Regions from separate parts of the Homo sapiens genome. Here region 1 is linked to region 2. Evidence: chromatin contacts called from ENCODE Hi-C or POLR2A ChIA-PET data. All regions are on one chromosome and are shown on one strand. The core of a region is the stretch at or near the end of the contact, and the rest is flanking DNA. Distances in the headings are between cores, read along the strand shown.

Region 1 (2,866 bases), core at 92-2,591, 47 kb after region 2:
CCGCCTCAGCCTCCCGAGTAGCTGGGACTACAGGCACCCACCACCACGCCTGGCTAATTTTTTGTATTTTTAGTAGAAATGGGGTTTCACCATGTTAGCCAAGATGGTCTTGATCTCCTGACCTCGTGATCCACCCACCTCGGCCTCCCAAAGTGCTGGGATTACAGGCATGAGCCACGGCGCCCGGCTGAGATAATTCTTTATGAGCAGTTTTTACACAGACAGGCAGGGAGAAAGTTAGAGTAATATGATATCTTCAGGTTTTATGGCTGGCTTTGGGGAAAGGGGTTCTGGTTTCTATGACCCTCCTTGGGGAAGAGGGAGTCTAGTTTCTATGGCTAGCCTAGGGGAGAGAATGAGAGGCCAGAGACAGGAGGGCAGGATAAGGTCAGTGAAAACTGTTGCATCTGAGGCCTTCATTTTTGGATATTGTTTTCTGAGCCCCAACAACAGAAACGTCCAGAATAGGCAAATCTATAGAGACAGAAAGTCAATTAGTGGTTTCCTTTGGTTGAGGGACTGGGGCTAGGGCTGGGTGAGGGACATAAGGGAGTGACGGCTAAATGGTACAGGGTTTCTTTTTGGTGTGATAAAAATGTTCTGAAATGGATTGTACTGATGGTTGTACAACTCTGTGAACATACTAACTACTGCTGACTTGTACTCTTAAATGGGCAAATTGTATGGTATGTTAATGCTATCTCAATAAAGTGGTTAAAAATGAGTAAGGAGAGCCCATGTGTAAGATTCTGAGTGTTGAAGGAGGGAAGCTGCAGCTGAGTTTGTACCTCCTGGAGTGCTCCTAGGACCACAGCTGAGGGCTGTGTAGGGAGATAAGGAGGGGGCCTGGCCTGGACACTGCAGAGGCTGAAGCGAGTAGGCACTTGATACTTGAATGGACAAATTCTGAAGTTCCTGGCTCTTTGTTAATGCCCAGTCAGTGAGGGGGAAGAGAAGAAAAGAGTTAGGCTTAAGTCTTAGGATTTGGAGCTCAGAAGGGCTTTTGGCAGTGGCCCAAAGGGATTTTGAATTAAGGCTTTAATAGAACCAGCCATACTGTATATTCACACATCTCTTCACCCCTCACTGAGCATTACACCTGAGGTCTCATTTGGGGTCTTAGTCTGTGAGACTGAGGGGCTGAGAGCAGGAGGATCTCATTTGGCATTTCAGCATGGAAATCTGGCACAAGGAAATCAGTTGCCCCTAAGAATTCTCATCTCCCATTGTGGCATATGGCATTTAAGTTAAATGAAAAGATTTCTCCAGCAGCAAAGCTCACAAAACACTGGGCTGAATCACCTCTGGGAAGACGTGGGACCTTTTATGTAGGAAGATACTTGGGAATTAGATGTAACCCAATATGAGACTGGGGCGTGGATCATTCAACCTTGGAAAGCCCCACAGTCAGGGGATAGGTTGTGATTTAGCCTGTTGAAGGATCAAGATCAGGTATGATCTAATGTGTTGAATAGAGTCAAATGGGTCATTTCACCCAAATTTTAAACTGGCTATTGCCGGCCAGTAATTTATTGTGTGATGCTGGGCAAGACACTTGCCTCTACAAATCGGCTATAAAATTGTAAAGTAAGGACTGGCTTTGAAGGAAATCACTGAGCTGTTTTCTGCTTTCTCTGTTGCTGCTATACTTCAATTTCAACTGTGCTTGTGTCCCAAGTGCCAATATTGCCTCAATCTGGTTCCAACTCCTGTTCCTTAGTAACTTGGCTGGCAGAGAAGCTTCAGAAAGAGAATGGCATAGGTGAAACCATTCTGGTAAATTCCTGCTAAGATATATATGACTAAGAGTTATTTAATATGTGGGATACAGAGAGGAAGTCAGTTACCTTATGGAACAATTTAATGAGCTCATTGCAGTAGCTTTTATTTTGTTTTAGGTGGGCAGATGTTCTGGATGCTTCTTAATTGACATCACTTGAGGTCAGTGCATTTCAAACTTTAATGTACACATGAGTCACCTGGGGACCTAGTTAAACTTGATTCTGATTCAGTAAGTCTGGGGTGGGGCCTGGGACTCTACATTTCTAACAAGCTCCCATGGGTGCTAACTCTGTCTGCTGCTAGGGGACTGTCCTTAGAGCAGAGGCCCGGGTGACCATCAACCCACCTTCAGTGATACTGATGCACTCAGGAAGGAATGAGTTGCTTTTCTCTTTCTTGAAGCCCTTTGACACTCTGCACATGTATCCATTGGAGCACTTTGTGTTGTAATGATTTGTGCGGGGCCCATCTTCTCTATGAGGCTGAAGGCTCTTATACACAGTAGCTGCATCTTATTTATCTCCATTTGCTCTTGACTTCCACCTCTCCTCACTTTAACACTGTGGTTGGCACAAAAAAGGCACTTAATGTATGATGAGGAACAGGCCCAGACAGGCCTGATGGTGATCGGGTGAGCTCATAAATGATGTGGGCTGTTACGTGGCATCTCTGTTCCTGCGTGGCCAGATGGCATAAACCAGTGATTTCCAACCCTGACTACAGATCAGGGGAATTTAAAAAAATACTGATCCCAGGCCCACTCCAGTGTTCTGATTTAATTGAACTGTTTTGAAGCCCAAGTATGAATGACTTTAATAGCCCTCCAGGCTCTTACAGCTCAAAAATAAAAAGACAACCCAATTAAAAATAGGCAAAATATTTGAATGGATATTTTCCCAAGGAAGATTTACAAGTGGCCCATAAGTACAGAAAAAGATATTAAATATCATTAAGGAAATGCAAATCAAAGCTGAGAGATACACTTCACACCTAATAGGACGGTGTGGGAGAATTTCAAACTTTCCCTCTGAAGATTTGAGTCTAAGGCTGTTGAAGTGAATTGACAGTAGATGGATTAACAGGA
Region 2 (2,984 bases), core at 79-2,578:
GCTCCGGCTCGGTTTCCTCGCACAGGTCTCTCCAGCTGGATCCTCGACGCTAGGGAGGAAGGGGCGCGGGACTGCTGTGGGGGTTTTCCCTCCCCAGGCAGGGGCAGGACCTGTTCCGGGCGACTGCAGGGTTAAGGGTATCGTCTTAAAGAGCCGGATCCTCCCGGCTGGAGCGAGGCTGGATGGCGGGACGCAGCCTCTCAGCCTCTCGTACCCGCCCTGCGTCCGCAGTGGTTGTTGGCGCAGCCGCCCCGTCGGTGTTCCGGGCTCAGTCCCCGCTCCCCAGCGCCAGACGCAGACTCCGGGCCAAGTTCTCCCTCCGCTCGCTGCTTTCTGCCGCAGGACCCGGATCAATAAAGGGAAGGAGAGCCGGGAGGAAATGATGGAGAACAGAGAGAAAGGAGATGCTTGATTTCACTCGCCAAGGAGTGAGTGCTCATCGGCAGACACTGGGCTCTGGCCACGCGTCTTAGACTCCAAATCTCGGCTCACTGGTCCCTTTGAGGAGGTCGCCTGGTGTTCCCGTAGCCCTCCACCCCACCGTAGGAGAGCGCCTGCCACGAGCTCCGCGCCTCGCTAAGTGCTTTGCTACGTGAACTCTTAGTTTTCCCAACATCCCTAAGCCGCCGATACATTATCACCCACGTATTGCGGACGAGAGAACCGCCTCGGAGAAGCTGGCTGGCTCGCTTGGAGTTTTGCAGCTAGTGGCGGAGCGAGCATTCCGAGCAGGTACTGTGCGATCCTCCAGCGCCGGCCGCAGCTCACAGCCCCTTAGCTCCGCCGGGTTATTGTGCGGCCGCGCCTTCTGCACCTGTTGCGGCCCTCGCTAGGCGGGAAGGGAGGGAGAAGAGGAGGACAAAGGGGATGACCAGGTGGCTCTCCCCCGACGGACTCCCGGCCCAGGGAGCGGATAGACCACTCCCAGAGAGAGTGTGGCTTTGAGCCTTGGAGAGGATGCTCTCCTTCTCCAGGGATCGCCTCCCCAGCGGACGCAGAGTTTCAGGGAAATGTCCGCCTCCGCCACTTGGGATGGCAGTGGGGAGAGGAGGATCTGGGTGTCCGGAGGAGGGCAGTGGGAGAAAGCTGGAGCTGCTGGAGTCGCAGCTGCCTGCGGAGCGGGCCCGGGAGGAAGCGGGGCCGAGCGTGCGGCGTCCACGCGGTGAGTGTGCAGCGCTTTCATTCAAACTTTCTCCAGTCTCGGTTCCGGCGTCAGCAAGGTGTGACCAATCAGAGCCCAGAGACGGGAATAAATTATGCAAATCACCATCTGGCGATGGGTCAGATGACTCCCATACTTTTAAAAACTACCTCTATAGGAGCGTGACAGCAGCGAGTCCTTGCCTCCCGGCGGCTCAGGACGAGGGCAGATCTCGTTCTGGGGCAAGCCGTTGACACTCGCTCCCTGCCACCGCCCGGGCTCCGTGCCGCCAAGTTTTCATTTTCCACCTTCTCTGCCTCCAGTCCCCCAGCCCCTGGCCGAGAGAAGGGTCTTACCGGCCGGGATTGCTGGAAACACCAAGAGGTGGTTTTTGTTTTTTAAAACTTCTGTTTCTTGGGAGGGGGTGTGGCGGGGCAGGATGAGCAACTCCGTTCCTCTGCTCTGTTTCTGGAGCCTCTGCTATTGCTTTGCTGCGGGGAGCCCCGTACCTTTTGGTCCAGAGGGACGGCTGGAAGGTAACGTGAATTTGTTTTTATTCCCCCCAGCCACTTCTCTGTGCTGGGTCCCCTCTGTCTTGCTGATTCTTCAAACCCTCCTTGTTCCTATGAAATTCTTCCTTTCCCACTGCGCTGCCCATTCTCTCCTCCAATCCACCTTGGAGTCCACCTGTCTCTCTGCTGGTCTGATGGGGGCATTCCCGGCAAGTCATGCAAAAGGCAAAGGCTGGCAGGGTGCGCTGGCTCTTGCCAGCCCTCCCACCCCCACCTCCTTCCCTTATACGGCTCCCTAAGCCAGTGCTGGTGCTGTCCAGCCAGCCGAGCGGCCTGGCAGCAGCTCTGAAACCTTGTCCTCATGCCTGAACCTGGAGGTTTGAGAGGCAAGAAGGCTGTCAGAGCTGTGTCTCCTGGAGCTGCCTTTTAATCTTGGTGTAGGTGTCTTGAAAGTTCAGGTGGCAGGGTAGCTGGCTTTGGTTTGATTCGTGCTTGCAGGGAGCGTCTGGTGGGTCGCTTGTGCTTAGAAGCTGCCGGGCCTATTCCCCCAGGTTGCCAGCCTTTTCCTCTTCAACACTCTTGTGCTCCCCCGACTCTTCCTCTTCCCACTCCTCCTCCCTTTCCTCCTCCTGGCTTTTAGCTTCTCTTCCTCTTGGGTTCTGTATGGCAGCCTTTGCCAGTGGAGGCAGCTTGCCCTGGGGGAGCCAGAGTCAGTCAGCTCTGGGGGAGTCAGAATCAGAGTGAGAACTAAGTCAGCTGATAAGCAGTGGAGGGCTGGGGAGCCTCTAAACTGAACCCCATCATCTCATCTTCTAGTCTGCTGAGGTTGTGCCAAATGGTCTGTGTGGGCTTGTGTATGTGTGGGAGGGTTACTGTGAATGAATGGAAAGCCTTGCTTTACTCAACATGTTTCCAACTCTGGTGCTAACTAGAAGCATTGCCTAGGGCAGGTCTCATCTCTGGCTCCTCACCTGTAAAATGCTAAAGTTCCTTCTAACTTCTGTGTTCTGGGCCTCTGAGTATGTGTGAGTCATTTCCTTCATTGCAAAAAGTATTTACTGCATACCTACTTAGTGTCAGACACTATTCTGGGAGCAGGGGAGAGAGCAGTGGACAAAATAGATGGCAATCTGTGCCCTTGTGACACTTACATTTCAGTGGTGGGAAGACAGACAGTGCACTGATTAAAGTATCAGTGGTGCTCAGTATTATGGAGAAAAATCAAGCAGAGGAGGAAGGTGGGGCATGTTGGTGGGGGAAGGTGGTGCGATTTTATGATGTGGTCAGGGAAGGCCTTTCTGGAGAAGTTGACCATTGAGCAAAGAGCTGAA

Evidence for each region. A loop is a pair of places that touch in the nucleus more often than their neighbours do. ChIA-PET counts read pairs that join two places held with the same protein, here RNA polymerase II (POLR2A). Pooled maps may share reads with other maps.
Region 1: a loop to region 2 is called in a map of PC-3, with 2.4 times the contacts of the local background. The contact joins the enhancer-like site here to the promoter of LIPG in region 2. A Hi-C loop is called at or near these places in 3 of 168 maps with a recorded cell type or tissue (MCF 10A, PC-3 and dorsolateral prefrontal cortex), 4 of 37 single-sample maps with no recorded cell type and 3 of 50 pooled maps. POLR2A ChIA-PET finds 5 or more read pairs at or near these places in 6 of 52 experiments (H1, MCF 10A, PC-9 and 1 more).

The regions. Positions count from the first base shown.
Region 1 is chr18:49,607,695-49,610,560 of GRCh38, forward strand. No RefSeq gene overlaps it. Among named protein-coding and RNA genes, the nearest start is that of LIPG, 47 kb to the left of the region's middle. RefSeq lists an enhancer at 1,361-2,560. Within about 2 kb of position 1,342, at least 4 of the 41 ENCODE cell types and tissues checked have a DNase peak (open chromatin) inside an H3K27ac peak, as active enhancers do; they include PC-3 and PC-9, where a contact is called at or near this core.
Region 2 is chr18:49,560,729-49,563,712 of GRCh38, forward strand. It overlaps LIPG (lipase G, endothelial type), which reads left to right and starts at 1,329. Exons shown (of 10, transcript NM_006033.4): 1 at 1,329-1,677. The coding sequence starts at 1,581. RefSeq lists an enhancer at 1,536-2,036.